Linked DNA regions of Homo sapiens: region 2 is linked to region 1. Evidence: chromatin loops called from intact Hi-C (ENCODE). Cell type or tissue: dorsolateral prefrontal cortex. All regions are shown on one strand.

Region 1 (8,000 bases):
TAAGTGAGTCATGTCATGTTGATCTTTCTGTGTCCGGCTTGTTTCACTTAACAATGTCCTCCAGGTTCATTCATGTTGTCTCAAACGAGAGGATTTCCTTCTTTATTTTTAAGGCTGAATAGTATTCTAGTGTGTGTGTGTGTGTGTATATATATACACACCACATTTTCTTTATCCATTCATCCACTCATGGATACTCAGGCTGATTCCATATGTTGGCTCTTTTGAATCGTGCTGCAATGATCATGGGAGTGTAGATATCTCTTTAAGATACTGATTTCATTTCCTTTGGGTGTATATCTAGAAGAGGGATATACATATATCCCTGGGTCATATGAGAGTTCTATTTTTCTGTTATTTATATATTGTTTTGTTTTGAGATAAGGTCTTACTCTGTTGCCCAGGCTGGAGTGCAGTGTCATGATCAGGGCTCATTACAGCTTCCACTTCCTGGGTTCAAGCAATCCTCCCACCTCAGCCATCCAAGTAGCTGGGACTACAGGCACGTGCCACCATGCCTTGTTAATGTTTTTCAATTTCAGTAGAGACAAGACCTTGCTATGTTGCTCAGGCTAGTCTTGAACTCCTGAGCTCAAGTGATCCTCCTGCCTTGGCCTCCCAAAGTGCTGGGATGACAGAACGTGGGCCACTGCACCTGGCTGATAGTTCTATTTTTAATTTTTTTGGGAACCTCCATACTGTGTTCCATGGTGGCCGCACCAACTTGCATTCCCACCAGCAGTGTGCAAGGATTCCTTTTTCTCCACATCCTTGCCAACATTTGTTATCTTTTGTCTTTTTGAGAATAGCCATCCTAACAGGTGTAAGGTGATATATCTCATGTGGCTTTGATTTGTATTTCCTCAATGAGTAATGAAGTTGTACATTTTTATTATACCTCTTATCTATTTGTATGTCTTCTTTTGAGAAATGTCTATTCAGGTCTTTTGCCCATTTTTTAATGGGATTTTTTTCACCACTATTGAGTTGAGTTCATCCACAATTGAGCAGTGTTTCTCAAACTTTTGGTAGACATCACAATTACCTGGGGGGCTTGTTAAAAAAGATTTCTAGGTCTCACTCTCAGAGGTTTGAGTCAGTGGCTTCAGGGATGGGTCAGAAACTGCCCTTCAACAGTTTTCTCCAGTGGCTCTGATGGAGGTGTCCCCTGGTCACACTTGGGTAATCCCTTGGTTCTAGAGAATGAGTGAGCACTAGAGAATGCAGATGAACACGTGATTGTATTTCTGCAAACAAAGCCCATGTATGGGCCATTTTACACAAAAGGCAACCCTTTTCTCTACTTAGTACTCAACTCACACTGAACATTAGAATTACCTGTAGTCCTCCCCTCAGTGTTCTATTATGAAAAATCGAAGGCGTGTGAGAAACATGGAAGAATTGTACGATGAGTGCCCATGTACTCACTGCTTAGAGTCTACAATTAAAATTTTGCTATATATTTGCTCTACCACATATCCCTCCATCCACTCACCTATCCATCCATTCATCTAGCCATCCTTCCGTCCCTCTCTCCCTCCCTCCTTCTTTTTATTGATGCATTTCAAATTAAATTGCAGACATGAGTACATTTTACCCCAAACACTACAGTGTGCACATCATTAACTAGGACTCAATTTTTGTTCACACTCCTGTATTTTAGGTTGAATTTATATAGGGTGAAATGTACAAATGTTAAGTACACCTCTCACTGTTTGGCACATGCACATACCTGTGAAACCCAAGCCCCTATCCAAATATAGAACATTCCCATCACCCCAGAAAATTCTCTCATTTCCTGCCCCCTTGTCACTCCCTGCCTCCTTCTCTTCACCAGAGGCAATCAATGTCCTGACTTTTTTCACTATAGGTTAGTTTTGTCTGTTATAGAATTTCATATAAATAGGATCATCCAGTGTATACTCTTTGTGGAAGACTTCTTTCTCCTGGGAAGCTTTTAAAAACTCCCAGTGTCCATGCTGTTCCCCAGAACTATAACATCAAATTCCCTGGGGGTGAGTTTGGGTGTCAACATATCTATTTTTAATTTCCCAGGTGATTATGGTATGCAGCCAAGCTTGAAACCAACTCCCCTAGAGGAAGTTCCTCGTCTTTGTCCATCCCCACCCTAAGCCGTGTCCCCCAATCACCCAACTCCACTAATTAACATCCTCACATTAAAATTTTATTTTCCAAGAGACCTGCTACCTTGTAGTTGTTCTGAACAGGGAAGGAGGCAGACTTTTATATTAGCACAGAAAACATTTATCATTCCTTCAGAAATAGTTGCTTTGGGTGACTTTGCCAAGGTCATCCTCAGAAGCGAAGGTCACCAGGAAGTCCTTGGCTTACTTCTGGATCATCAGTGGCCTCCACATGATTTTCCCCAGAACAAAGGATGCCCCAAGGCAATCCCTTTGGTACAGAAAGCAGTTTGAGAAAGCTGTAGCATTCCAGCTTCCAGAAGGATTGAGGCCTTGGAGGACTCCTTCTCACCACCCTACCCCTGTTCCAAAATCATGTAAAAGAAAAGACTAAACCTAAGTCATAGTTAAGCTGGTTTAAATGGTTAATTTACAAGACTGGACTAAAATATTGGCTGTTCAGTTCAGTACTAGACTATTTGATGAATTATTACCATAAATTCATTAAAAGTTTAGCTTGAGGCTGGGTGCGGTGGCTCATGCCTATAATCCTAGCACTTTGGGAGGCCGAGGTGGGCGGATCACAAGGTCAGGAGTTTGAGACCAGCCTGGCCAACATGGTGAAACCCCGCCTCTTCTAAAAATACAAAAATTAGCTGGGCATGATGGTGGGTGCTTGCAGTCCCAGCTACTTGGGAGGCTGAGGCAGGAGAATCGCTTGAACCTGAGAGGCAGAGGTTGCAGTGAGCTGAGATTGCACCATTGCACTCCAGCCTGGGCGACAGAGCGAGACTGTCTCAAAAACAAACACAAACAAACAAACTTTAGCTTGAATTGTCCTTTTATGTCTGTAGTTTTACAAAGTTTAGCTTGAATTGTCCTTTGTTGTCTGTAGTTTTACATCTAGCTTTTACCCGCAGAATCCACACCTGCCCTGTGAGATAGGCCTCTTGTTCTCCGTTATGCAAACAGGGAAACTGAGACAAAGGGTAATGTCATGAATTGCCCAGGACTTTTCTCCATGATTTCCGAACCATCTCTATAGTTTGAGTCAAAACCGTTTTTTGAATCACAGACCCTTTTTGAGTAGCCAATGCAAATGTGAACCTCTTCCTAGAAAAAGTGATCAGCTCTAAATATTTGACATTTTTGGGTATTCATACCCATTTGAAGCCCTTGCTGGGTAAGAACCTCTGCTCCAAAATATAATAATGTATATTTACAAAATAGTGTTTATTGAGCAATGTGTCCCCAGTGTGTGTGTGTGTGTGTGTGTGTGTGTGTGTGTGTGTGTGTATGTATATATATTCGCTAAGCCTTTCCATGCATCATTTCATTTTATAACCCCAAAGAGGTGGCTATTTTATTATCCCCATTTTATAGACAGAAGACTGAGGCTTGGGTAAAGGAAGAAACTAGCCAGCAATGGAGTGGTCTAGTTCGTGCCTGGATACTGAAGGAAGGCACATTCACCTGGCCTGACATCGGAGCCTGAGCTTGATGCTACCACTCTGATACTATATTATCTACAGATTTAACAAGTGGGACCCAAGGCCCCAAACCAAAATTTTTACAAGTGGTGGGTACTTAAGGCCAGGGAGAGAAGTGCCTTTGAGTTTCTTGGCACCCCTCAAATCATATAGCCCTGGTTGAGTCAACAATGGGAAATTTAGGCCTTATAAGGTGGCTCATGTCTATTATCCCAGTGCTTTGGGAGGCAGAGGGGAGGATCACTTGAGGCCAGATCAAAACCAACCTGGGCAATATAGCAAGACCCCATCTCTAAAAAAAAAAAAAATACAACTATTGGCTGGGTGTGGTGGCACATGCCTACAGTTCCAGCTACCTGGGAGGCTGAAGCAGGAGGACCCCTTGAGCCCAGGAGCCTGAAGTCACCGTGAGCTATGTTCATGCCACCTCACTCCAGCCTGGACAACAGAGTGAGAGTTTGTCTTAAAAACAAAAGAAAAAAACCGACAATGGGAAAGTTTTATAACCTCTTTGTGCCCTCACCCCCATTCTTTTTTGAAATTTGTATAAATTTAGAGAGTACAAGGGTAGCTTTTATACCTGGATCTATTGCATAGTGGTGAAGTCGGGCTTTTAGTGTAAGTATCACTTTAATAGTGTACATTGTATCCATTAAGTAATTTCTCATCCCTCACCCACCTCCCACCCGTCGGAGCCTCCAATGTCTGTTATTCCATGCTCTATGTCCACGCCCAGGTTGTACACATTCTTTAGCTCCACTTATAAGTGAGAACATTGTGTCCCCTTATTCTCATCAGCAACATGGTACCCAGCGCCCTTCTCCTGCTGGTGTAGTGTAAACTGAGTAAGCACTTTGCAGACTTGAAGAAGCCAGTGATTATTTACTATTTGCACTAGGCGAAATCCAGCCTTGGGTGTGCCCTCTGCAGTCCCTGCCGTGTCCGTGCATGTTAGATCAGAACAACTTCCTCAAGTGTATTAGAATTAGAATGTTAAGAAATCAAGAAAGCTCTCAAGGGGTGATGTGGCCCCCTTTTTAATTTTAATCACAGATTAAAATGCTATCGAGAAGAGGAATTTGCTCCAAGAGAAGAGGGATTTCACAGTCCCTCGCCTTGCCCCAGTGCACTGCTTTAGTTGTTTGAAAAAGGCTGCCAGAAATTGGGTAAGGATCACCAGGAAAAAAAAAAAAAAAAAAACACAAAAATCTGAACATGCCAGCGCCCCCTGCCACCTGCTCCCATGAAAAGGCCAATTCAGTCGGCTGTAGTGGAAAACGTTCTCCCGGGTGTTCATTAGCTGGAGGGAGGCTGAGGATGCAGTTTGGCCGTGGATTTCAATATTCCCTTGTAACGTTTTACAACCCAGACCCAGCGACAATGGCGTCATTCATTGCACTCGCTCACGTGGAACAGAACATGAGAGAAGGGCAGAGCTGGGGAGAAGCTGGTCTGTGGGCGCTGATACCCAAGGCCAGCTGAGGTACTCAGGACCCCCAGCTCGTGTTGGGGTCGGGGGTCCCAGACTCTTGTCAGAGCTTGTCCATGGGATGCAGGTGTAGCTGCTTGATACAGCAGAGAGCAGTGAGATTTGACTGTTGCAAACTAAAGTTTCTGCAAAGAGTAGGATAGATCAGTAGATCTTGATATTGCCCGGGTGGAGCCAATATCCAATTCTCTCATTACCAGCATGCTTTATAAAGTGGGATTTGCCAAGTAGTTGGTATGGAGGTAACAATTGCTTATTATTAAGCATTAGTTAGGTGGCTGATATAATGGGCTTATGGGGACTTTTATCACTCATCCCCGTTCCACCATTCCCCTTGATATAGGGACTTGGAAGGAAGGGCGGGAGGGGTATGAGGGATAGAAGGCTATATATTGGGTACAGTGTACACTGCTCGGGTGATGGGTTCATGAAAATCTCAGAAGTCACCACTAAAGAACTAATCCACGTAACCAAACACTACCTATTCCCCCAAAACAAAAAAATTTTTAAAATGTCATGTGAAAAAAATAAACATGATAACTGATAGGAAAAAAAAAGGTTAAATGAGGTCATAAGTGTGGGGCTTTAATCTCACAGGATGGTGGCCATATAAAAAAGAGGAAGATAGATAGATAGAGAGAGAGAGAGAGAGAGAGAGAGGGAGAGATCATCCCCCACTCTAACCCTCCCTGCCTGGCATGTGAGGACACTGAGGGAAGGCGGCCATCAGAAGCGAGGAAGACAGGCATCACCCGAAACTGACCATGCTAGCACCCACATCTCCAGAACTATGAGAAAATACATTTCTGTGTGTGTGCTTTTTTTAAAGTATTAGGTGGCGTGAGTTTTGGAATAGGATTGACCCTGGGTGAGACTCAGCTTTGCCTCTTAGCTGTGTGGTCTGGGACAAGTCACTTGACCTCTCTGTACCTGCCTTTTCTTTTCTTTCTTTTCTTTTTTCTTTTCTCTTTTCTTTTCTTTTCTTTCTTTTCTTTTCTTTTCTTTTCTTTCTTTTCTTTTCTTTTCTTTTCTTTTCTTTTCTTTTCTTTTCTTTTCTTTTCTTTTCTGAGACAGAGTTTCACTCTTGTCATCCAGGCTGGAGTGCAATGGTGCTATCTTGGCTCATTGCAACCTCCACCTCCCAGGTTCAAGTGATTGTCCTACCTCAGCCTCCCAAGTACATGCCCAGCTAATTTTTGTATTTTTAGTAGAGACAAGGTTTCGTCATGTTGACCAGACTGGTCTTGAACTCCTGATCTCAAGTGATCTGCCTGCCTCAGCCTCCCAAAGTGCTGGAATTACAGGTGTGAGCCACCGTGCCTGGCCCATCTGCATTTTCTTATCTCTAATGTAAATGTAACTGTACCTGTGAAATGAGGTTCTTGCCAGGATCAAATCAGGATAAGCATATAAGTCAAGCAGTACGGTGGCTGGAACATTAGGAGGCATTGAAGAACAATGTAGATGAGAATGATGATGATGATGATTAAAAAAAGAGCAGGCTCCTTTTGCTGCCTGTATTTCTAGAGACAGAAGGGCTTTTCAACTTTCACTTTAATTCTCTTGTGTCCTTGCTTCTTCATGGATGTTCTTAAGCTGTAGAAGAAAATAGTTTTATCTTCTCATCTGGAGGACTTTAGAGATTTCTGTCATACTAACCACGTCTCTTTGGTTGACCGTTCCTTTGATCCATGGATGAGCTCTGTGAAAATTGCCCCGCTGTTGTTTGATTCTAACATTTTCTTTCCTTTGCATGTGTAATTCTATAATGATTGAGAAGTCACTTCCCCATTCCATGCCCATATTTTGACACTTGTCAGAGGGGTTTGGGGACATCGTATTTCAGGCATTAACAGAGATGTTCACGATCGGTGTTGGGGATGATGTTTCAGGCTCTTTAGAGGGAAACAAGCTGTGAGGGACAAGTGGTTATTGGGATGATATTGCTTTTCCCACTTCTGTGTTAGTAATCAAAAGCAGGACTTGGCCTTTCCAGAGAGCAATTTTGCAATTTGGCTGTACTGGAACGGAGAATTCCACGGAGTCCATTGATACATTCTCTTGTAAACTCTCTCAGCCAACATTTTTTGGAGGTTATTTTCTTTAATTAAAAAGAAAAACTGTTCCTATTAAAAATATAAAACCAAAAGAGATTTCCCCCTTCCTCTTGGAGCTCTGACAGCAAAATATTGGAACTAAATAGATCTAAATAGAATTGTCGGCAAGTTTTGACAACTTTTATAATGTTTTATTGTTATTATAATTTTTCTTCTTTTTCTTTTTTTCTTTTTTTTTTCCATTACGTAGCTTGAACCACAAAGCAAGAGCTGTAAAGCTAATTCCATTCCCTTCAGCCTCCTGGCCCCAGGGGGAGATTCTGACTGGTGCGGCTGCTCGGATGGCTCCAGCTTTGGTTCTGAGATGGCACAGGGAAGCTGGGCTAGGAGACCCCTGGGTGTCCTGAGGGTGTCTGTAGACTCATGGAAACTTGGCAGATGCTCTGTGTTCCTGCCTGGCCACTCTGGTGTGCTTTCACATGACAAACAAAGGCAGGGACATAGGGTGGAGATGTTCACACACTTGAGGGGGTAGAAGTAGAAAGAGTCTTGTACCCCAAAACCCTGCTCCCCTAAAAGCATATTGTGTTCTAAAAATTGAAAGACATCATTAGGATACAATGCAAAAGTTATGAGGAAATGATTGGATTAGAATTCTAGTTGTGTCTCTTTCTAACTCTGTGATCTTGAACAAGTTGCTTCATCTCCCTGGGCCTCAACTTCCTCATCTGTAAAATGGGATCAAAGATAATACCTATCACATAGAGTCATAGAAAGGATGAAATGGACGAATTCAAGATCCTTCAAAATGCGTTACGTG
Region 2 (8,000 bases), 210 kb after region 1:
ACATACCCTTCTTTATACAAATAGGGGAAACTGAGGCCTGTCTAGGGGAAATTTCTTGCTCAAAGTTTTGAGCTAGCGTGGTCAGCCCTAGCTCTTGAATTAGCAATGATTGCCCCGAATCTTCAGGTCCTCCCTTTCCCTGCTACTCAGAGCCCTGATGAAATATCTACATTAATTGATTAATGCTGTGAATAACTATTCCCATTAGAGATAAATAATGCATGCTCTTAAGGCTGAGTTCTGGCATGGCATTGATTGAGAACAAGGAAGGATGGGGTGGCTGTCCACACAATGAAGTGTCTTCTAGAAATTGAAGTGACTGTCCAGTAGAGAAGATACAAAAGCCATGTGCACCTGGGTTTCGGGAGAAGCAGCCCACAGGACAAAATCCACTCCAGCTTTCTTCTAGGGCTTCACCTCCTGGCCCCTTCATCTGAGCCTTGATATACAACATCTCCTCACTGCAAGCCTTTCTTAAAATGCCTGCTTTCTCTTATCCTTTCAGAACGTAACCGGCACAGGGTATGTGCTCAGTTCCAGGCCCAGGAGCCTGACCTAATTGTTAGGGGGTAAGTAGAGAAGTCAGACTATATAAGCCTTTCAAAAGGCAGTGGATTACCCTCCCTGGGAAACCTTTTATAGGTAGTCTCCTATGGACTCCCACAATCCCCTGACCTCCCTTAGCTGAGGGCTCACTGCACTCTCATATCCCAGGAAGCCAAGTGGGTTGGAAAGCCCTCTAAGCAGAGGGAATACCCTGTGCATAGACCTGCGGGGCAGGTAGTACAGAGCCTGTGCAAGGAGAGACAGCTGTCCTAGAGCTCAAGTGAGCTGTAGAAGAGGGCAAGGGTCAGAAGCTGTGGTCTTGAAAAAGTGTTCAGAACACCGGATGAGAAGACATCCCTTCAATAACCACCATGGAATAAGCCTCAAGATCGTGTGGTGTGGTTCTGTCTCTCCAGGTAGGCTGAATATTGAAGGTAGGCCCTCTGGGTTCCTGCTGTGCTGACAGGCCACTGATGAAAGCAAGGTGGCCAAGCACAACATCCTGGAATATAACCTAGAATGGAGGGGAGAAACTCGGGGTTGACCCTCGGGTGAAGCAAGAGTATGCCTGTCAGCAACACCACTGTAAAACGGAAGTATGCTCTTGGCAGAGCATAGACTCCTTAAGCTCACATGCATCTGTAGGAGTCAAACTTCTCAGTCCAAATCCAGTCCTTAGCAAACTTAGCTAGGGTTAGTCTAGGCTGAAGACAATGCTAAAATTCTAAGCTTTTAGTCAAGAGGTCTTGGCTGGCTTAGTCTGCTGTGAGTCAGATGTTAGCTGCTGCTGTTCTCAAAGGCAGCTTGCCCCAGTTCTGGACTTTCAAAGTCTATTTGTCTTGCTCCACCCTCACAAAAGGGCTCTTGATTCCTATTAAATCCAAGACACAACAAAGAGCTGCGTGTACCAGACAAGCTCTTGTCTCCAAGTATCTTTCTCTATCTCTAATAACCTTAATAGTGAACTAACTTCAGGCTCCTGGCCCACAGTGGATGCTCAAATGTAGATCCCACAATATTGGGTGTTCTTCTTGATTGACATCCCTCCTAAGGGAACTAGTCCTAAATGTAGACTGAGATTCAAATTCATGCCTTAGGCGTTGGCCTCTGGGGGGTGAGCTTCACTCACAGGGGAGATGCCAGCTTAGAAGTATCTTATCCCAAGAAGTCCTCTCTACAGTCCAAATGGTACAGACCTCAATGATGGTAACACATCCTAATGCCCGAGGGCCTTCTAAAACTATACTGACAACTTCCAGCCTCAGCTAGATGAATCAACCCAATTTGTTCCTGGTCTAGTAAGACTCACTAAGAATCATTTCAAGCCTCTGCCTTTATCTGCAACAGAATAGTAGACAAAATTGCACCATCTCAAAGGTATTACCTGAAAGGCTGCCAAAAATCCCCACAACCAAGCTCAGTCTCCCTGCAGTGCTTAAGCTATGACAAAGCACAGACATAACAGACATAACTAATACAAATAGCCTGTTTTCTATTGCTGCATAACACAAACTTAGCAGCATAAAACAGCAGCTCAGCTCTGTAGGCCAGTCATCCAGGCAGTGACTGAGACTGTTCTGGTATCCCAAGGCTGAAATCAAGGTGTTAGCTGGGCTACATTCTCATCTGAAGGCTCTAGGGGATGTGTCAGCTTCCAAGCTCATTCTTGTTGGTATAACTTGAGTTCTTAGAGTGTAGGACTGCAGTATCTTTGTGGCTGTCAACTGCGGGCTGCTTTCCTCCGAAGGGCTTCCCGCATCCTTTGCTATGTAGCTCCACTTTCAAGCCAGCAACTGTGTCGAATCCTTCTAGGCTTTGAGTCTGACTTCCCTTTAAAGGGCTTGTGTGACTGTGTCAGGCCCACCCAGGACAATCTTGTCCTATAACAGAACAATCATATGCATGATCTCATGCACAAGGTCTGCCCACTCGAAGGGTTATATGAGGCATACCCACATAGGGTATGCCTTGGGCCACACCTGTGCGGATGCTGCTCTACCACTTATGGCATCCCCTGCTAGCCTCCCTGAGGACAGAGATGTTGGCTCTCACTGACCCCAGCACCTGTAGCTGGAACATGAGATTCTGGAGCTCTGGGGCTGAGTCTCATCTTCAGGGACTTAAGTATGTTCTACCAGATAATTTCTCTGCATAGACGCAGCTTTTAAGACATGAACTCTACATATCCCAAATTAAGAAGGCTGCCTAAGACTAAAAGCTGCATCCTTCCAGCTTGTATAATGTCCAAAGCATACCTAAGTCTCACTTAAACTAGCTCTGCTACTAATGCTGTCATCACTCACAACTTATACTTATAGGCGATAATGAACTAGACCTCTCCTGACACGACTTCCTGGCTGTGGTGGGAGAAGAACTCTCGAATGCCCCTTGTAAGAAGGCGCAAAAGGATTCCTCCTGAGATCTTAACTTCGCATGGAAAAATCCCTATGATGGGTGAGTGCTGCCCCCTCTAGGTCAGAAGGAGTCCTTGTGCCAGCTTTGTACTCACCACCCAAGAACTCGAGTGTCCTTTATAGTGGTACACTGAGACCTCACTACCTTCTACCCTCGAGAGGGAAGTAGCTCCTGGGCTGTTGTCTCCAAATGTTTGCTAGGATTACCTACTCTTTTCCCCCCCCCTTTATGTTCTTGTAGAATTGTAGGGACCAGGGCAGTGCCACATCAAGGGCAAGGAAACCAATCCTGACAGTCCTGAGCCCTCCCTTTCCTATTGAAAATGGAGTGAGAATTGCTCACTGCATGGCAAGTCCTGCCACCATTCCTCCCTGCACCAGTGGTAGACATTGCTAATCCATCACGGAACTTGGCTTATAGTGAGCTTCTACATGGATCTGGAGTTCTCCATATTCCTGGCAGCTACTAGCAGTTGATTGCAATATAGCAAACACTTGGTATTCCCTAGGGAGTCAAGAGGATGGGTTGTAACAAGTCTGTTTTCAACATTCTACACTGCTGGAACAGTAGTGCTCTATGCTCTGAAACAATAGCTGGCTCAGCCTGGTAACTTGTCTTTCCCTGAACCTCCCTTGGGTGAGAGTAAAGAGGCCAGGCTCTGGAAGTCCCTATCCTTACCTAAGCTCAATGTGGTTATGAGGTTGGAGATGGCAAAGTCAAAGACCTCCAAGATGAGATTGTCTTGGGCTCATGCATCAGTTTTTGGAGCGAAGCTGCACAACTTCTAAATGTGAGACCAGTGTCTTCCTAGTCTTTCAATGTGAGGTTTTGTGAGGAAACCTTGTCTCGCCTTCAGGGATGTTTTAGTCTGGGTTTTGTTGCCAACAGCTGTGTTTGTGTGAGTCTCTTAACCTTTCACAAAAGCAATGAATAACTGCCTACCTTAGGGGTTTCGGGGATGGTGTAGTGTAGCAATTGGCGGCTGTCAGGGTCTCGAACGGGGCAAATCTTCCCCTAAGGCTGAGTAACCTTTAACTCTTTCCAGGGGGTCTCTGTCTTCATCCTTGTAACTCTCCCAGCTTTCATCTTTCAGCCCTTCAGGGATACTGAACTCCTCCGGCTAACAGGTGACCTGTGGGTGACTGCACAGATGCTCCTGAAACCAGAACATCAAAGCCCATCCCAGGCTCGTGCTAGCCCTCCAGTGATCCAGCAATGACAAACTGCTGCCAAAGGCAATGATGACCAAGCCCCCAGCCCTCTGGGTACTGCTTGCTCGATGGCCTCCTTCCACATACTGTATTTAAATCCAAGCTCACATCTCAACTTGGGACTACAGAGCCTGAGGTGAGGAACTATGGAATCAGGGGGATGGCTTCAAATCTACTGAAGCCTAACTTTTAAGCCCTCAAGATGTGAGGCTGCTAGTCCAAGACATCTTAAAACAGGATATGAAAACAAATTTCTTAGCCTAGGAATGTAGTAGAGTAATCCTTCCAACAGATCGCTGAATGCCTGCCATGCTACAGAGATTCTTTGTGCTGAGGATGCAGTGTGGGAGTGTCCCTGCTTGCATGAAATGTTCTGGATGAACACACGATGTCAGGTAGTGATAGCCCTTATGAAGGAAAAATGAAGTGGGCATATAAGAATGTCTTGGACAACAATGTCTTGAACTTAATGTCTGACCCTGCCTGAAGTTATGATCTTCAGTAAAACAACTTGACCATGCCTATCCCACCCACAAAAAAAAATCCACCGTCAACTCCTGGGGTGCATGCTTCCACCCTTGGGGCACTTACTCTACATATTCTTCAGAGGGTAGAGGAAACCTTCAACCTACAACTGAGAACTGAGGGTAGTGAGTAACTGGACTCAGAAAGTGAAGTACCTCTAGTATCTGGCAACTCCCTGAAGGGCCATCACAATGGGAAGAACATGAAGCCTAATCATCCTGGAGGACTTCTAGCCTTCAGTTGAAGGAGTCTAGCCTGCTGGTTTTCTAGTTTGTGGGATACACATGGTTGGCCTGGGGTTTTCTGAACCTGTTTCTAGACACAGGTCCATGAACTTCAGGGCAATGACTTCATCTGGCCCCAACAATATTTATTGGGCTAATGTTTGACTTAGCCCCTGGTGCCACACAGGGGAGAACGACTCGTGTGTTAGTGGGAGCAAGAAGCAAGTACTACTGCGTGAGTACTGGGTCATAACTCGGAAGCAAAGAATATGCTATATAACAGCATACATCATGGAAACAAAGTGGAACGTCCTATATCGTGCACACATGTGGAAAAAACCTGTGTGATGGGGTCTGTCATAAGGTTATTCCATCTTTCCTGAAGTGGGATGAAGATGTTCATGGTACATAGAGGCAGATACTCATTGCTATATGCTCAAGTTATAGCTGGGCACTAAGGTGGTGGTAGGTGGGGTGATATTGGGGAAAAATAGGATGCTTTTCTATAAGCCACAGCCAGAAAGGAAACTGAACACAAGTGGCATCTCCTGAATGGCCATATAGACTCGAGTCACCGTAAAACCTAGCTTGACTGCTTAGTTATGTGCTTCATGTGCTTGTCCTCCACAGTATGAGTCAGGATGGACTCATCACCCTGTTGACCAGGATGGAAGGCAGCTATGTACTCCACACTCCTGGGAGCCTGCTGTGTAGCTGAGGGAAGTGAGTCATGGGTACCGGTCTACAGAATCCTCCTACTGTGTACTTCCTGTTTATGTGCTTCCTCAAGGGACCCAGGTAGAAGGAATTGTCTTAAAGGTCCTGGTGGAATTGAATCGAACTGAAGCAGCTTTGAAGGCCTGGCTTCTTGGAGGCTTCCAGGCTCTGGTCAAGTCTCTTCTGACCTCTGTTCTATAGCAAAAGAAGCTTTCCACTTCTGTCCTCCTTGCTGTGTGGTTTTGTCCTTAAATACACCTCCAGCTTGACCCAGCTCCTCCTCTTCCAGGTCCTCAGCAGTCAGCCAGTAAGCTACCTGCTCCAGGGTCAGGTGGTCACCTCAGCCCAATCAGCTGGTCCTGAATAGTGATTGTGAGGCATGACAACATGGCCTAACTGGGAACAGGGGTCTGGGCAGTTTGTGCCCAGGGACGATGGGTAGGCAGGGAGATGCTTATCCTAGTACCTTTAAAAAAAAAAAAAAAAAAAAAAAAAAAATAGTAGTAATGTATGGTCCAGGAAGAGACAATCTCAGGATGACTGTCCCCAGCATCTAAAGTATGACTCAGGAGCAAGGCTTCAGTCTTGTAGCTAGAAATGCCTGCCTGCCCCTGTCTCAGGTCATGGGTGGGCCCAGATGAATGCACGGATCCTCACCTCTCACCCCGAAATAGATCTTCACAAATCGTGAACCCAAAATGAACACTTAAGAGGTGCTTTACATGGACAGTCTCAGGCTACCCTCTTTGGAGGTATGTATAGGGAAGGTGGACAAAACTTCAGTTTTTCTTAAAAGTGCAAGTGACAGGGATCTGCTTTCTCTGGGCTTGGCTTTCCTATTTCCAAAACATGGTCGGTCTTGGTGACTGTTCAGTGGAGTGAACATCTTTATTTCAACAGGAACAAACTATTGTATAAGTGGTCACAAAGCCCAGTTGACTGATCAGTTATGTCCATGCCTTCTGGTTCTGCCCATTACTGATGGTGTTGACATCCTCAACTACAGGAGTGGATTTGTCTTATCAGTTCACATTTCATCTTGATGCTCTTAGGTACAAAGACAACTTCTTGGACTGTCCTTGCATGTAATGCTCACTATCATTCATGACAACTTTCTCTGCTCTAGTCAGCTCCAGGTTTCTTTTGATTGAACATGTCACACCTTTCTCCCTTCTAAACTGACTTCATATTTAAGTGGATTTCTCAGTCCAGTTCTAATAGTCTGAAACAAGTCAACAGACTAGCTTAGTCATTTCAATGGCTTGTAATGGCCTATAACACACCTACCCCCAGACCAAAAGCTGTTTATTCCCTTGGTTTTTGGCCCCTAAACCCACTGCTGAATAAGCACTGTTGCCTGTAGGTCTTCAAGCTGGTGCTCCCATTACTATGGCATAGATTTCCAGAACTGGGGCTGCTGGATTTCAAGAGTGTTTAGATATAACTAAGTCTTACTAGCTGTTGGCCAAACTGCTTTCCAAAAAGGATAATTCATCCCCCACTGTGAATGCATAAACTCTTATGAACAAGGCACAGCAAGTTCCTTTATGTGTGATAGTTCTTACCTGTGAGATCCTATAACTTCCTCTGGTTGTTCAACATAGCATTGTGGAGCAGGCATTTCATGTTTCTCTGTCCATCCCTGGAACAAGGAGTCTTAGCCAGGGCCTCAGTGTTCTAAATGGAACAACTTCTCACTACCCCCTTCCTGTAGGGAAATGGAGACCAGCAAACAGGCTTTTGTGTTGTGCAGGTGTTCCTGAATCTCATGCTTGGAAATGGGACTCAAAGGACTCTTGAGATGGAGACGGGCAGGGAGTCTTCCATGCAAAGCTAGTTGCCTCAGAGCAAACATTCTCAACTTGAGGCTGACTTACAGTTGCATGGGGTGTGGGCTTTGACCTTAAGGGACTTGTATCAATGCTGTTCTTGGTTTAAAAACCTTACCAGGAATGTTCGAAGAACACAAATCCTGCCCCTTGACAAAATGGATAGGGGAGACGCTAATCAAGGTCTGCTTCTGAGCCCCACTTGGCACCTAACCTTCTAGTAGTATAAAGGCACTAACAGATACTATGTGCTGCTAAAACTCTCCCCTCCCTGAATCTCAAAAGGTGTGGTATCTTGCAGCCAGAAGTGAAGACTGAGCTAGTACTAAGCTCAGGCTATCTGAGCTACATAGCTCAATTCTCCACCTTTTAACAAATCAGAGTATCACGTATCATAGTCCCCTAACAATCTTGTAAATGTGACTGTTTCTAACTAGATTGAGTTCCACAAGGGGTGGAGACTTCTGTTGACCACTCAATCCTACCTGGGCCAGCACAGAGCAGGTACCAGGCATTGTCTGAACTTGAACACA

The links. Hi-C counts contacts between places; a loop is a spot of excess contacts. Peaks named below come from ENCODE experiments on the same cell type or tissue, not always from the same donor. Only the 100,000 strongest peaks of a DNase experiment are listed, where the experiment ranks them.
Region 2: a loop joins it to region 1, with 4 times the contacts of the local background. A loop is called at or near these places in 3 of 110 quality-filtered maps.

The regions. Positions count from the first base shown.
Region 1 is chr12:114,368,422-114,376,421 of GRCh38, reverse strand. The region is part of intron 7 of TBX5 (T-box transcription factor 5); the gene reads left to right. Among named protein-coding and RNA genes, the nearest start is that of TBX5, 34 kb to the left of the region's middle. In dorsolateral prefrontal cortex, a CTCF peak has its summit at 4,834; a DNase peak (open chromatin) is centred at 5,011; H3K4me3 peaks cover 794 bases; H3K27ac peaks cover 1,016 bases.
Region 2 is chr12:114,161,574-114,169,573 of GRCh38, reverse strand. No RefSeq gene overlaps it. Among named protein-coding and RNA genes, the nearest start is that of LINC02459, 76 kb to the left of the region's middle. RefSeq lists an enhancer at 5,144-6,343. In dorsolateral prefrontal cortex, CTCF peaks have their summits at 2,812 and 3,013 (motif pointing left); a DNase peak (open chromatin) is centred at 3,003; H3K27me3 peaks cover 3,806 bases.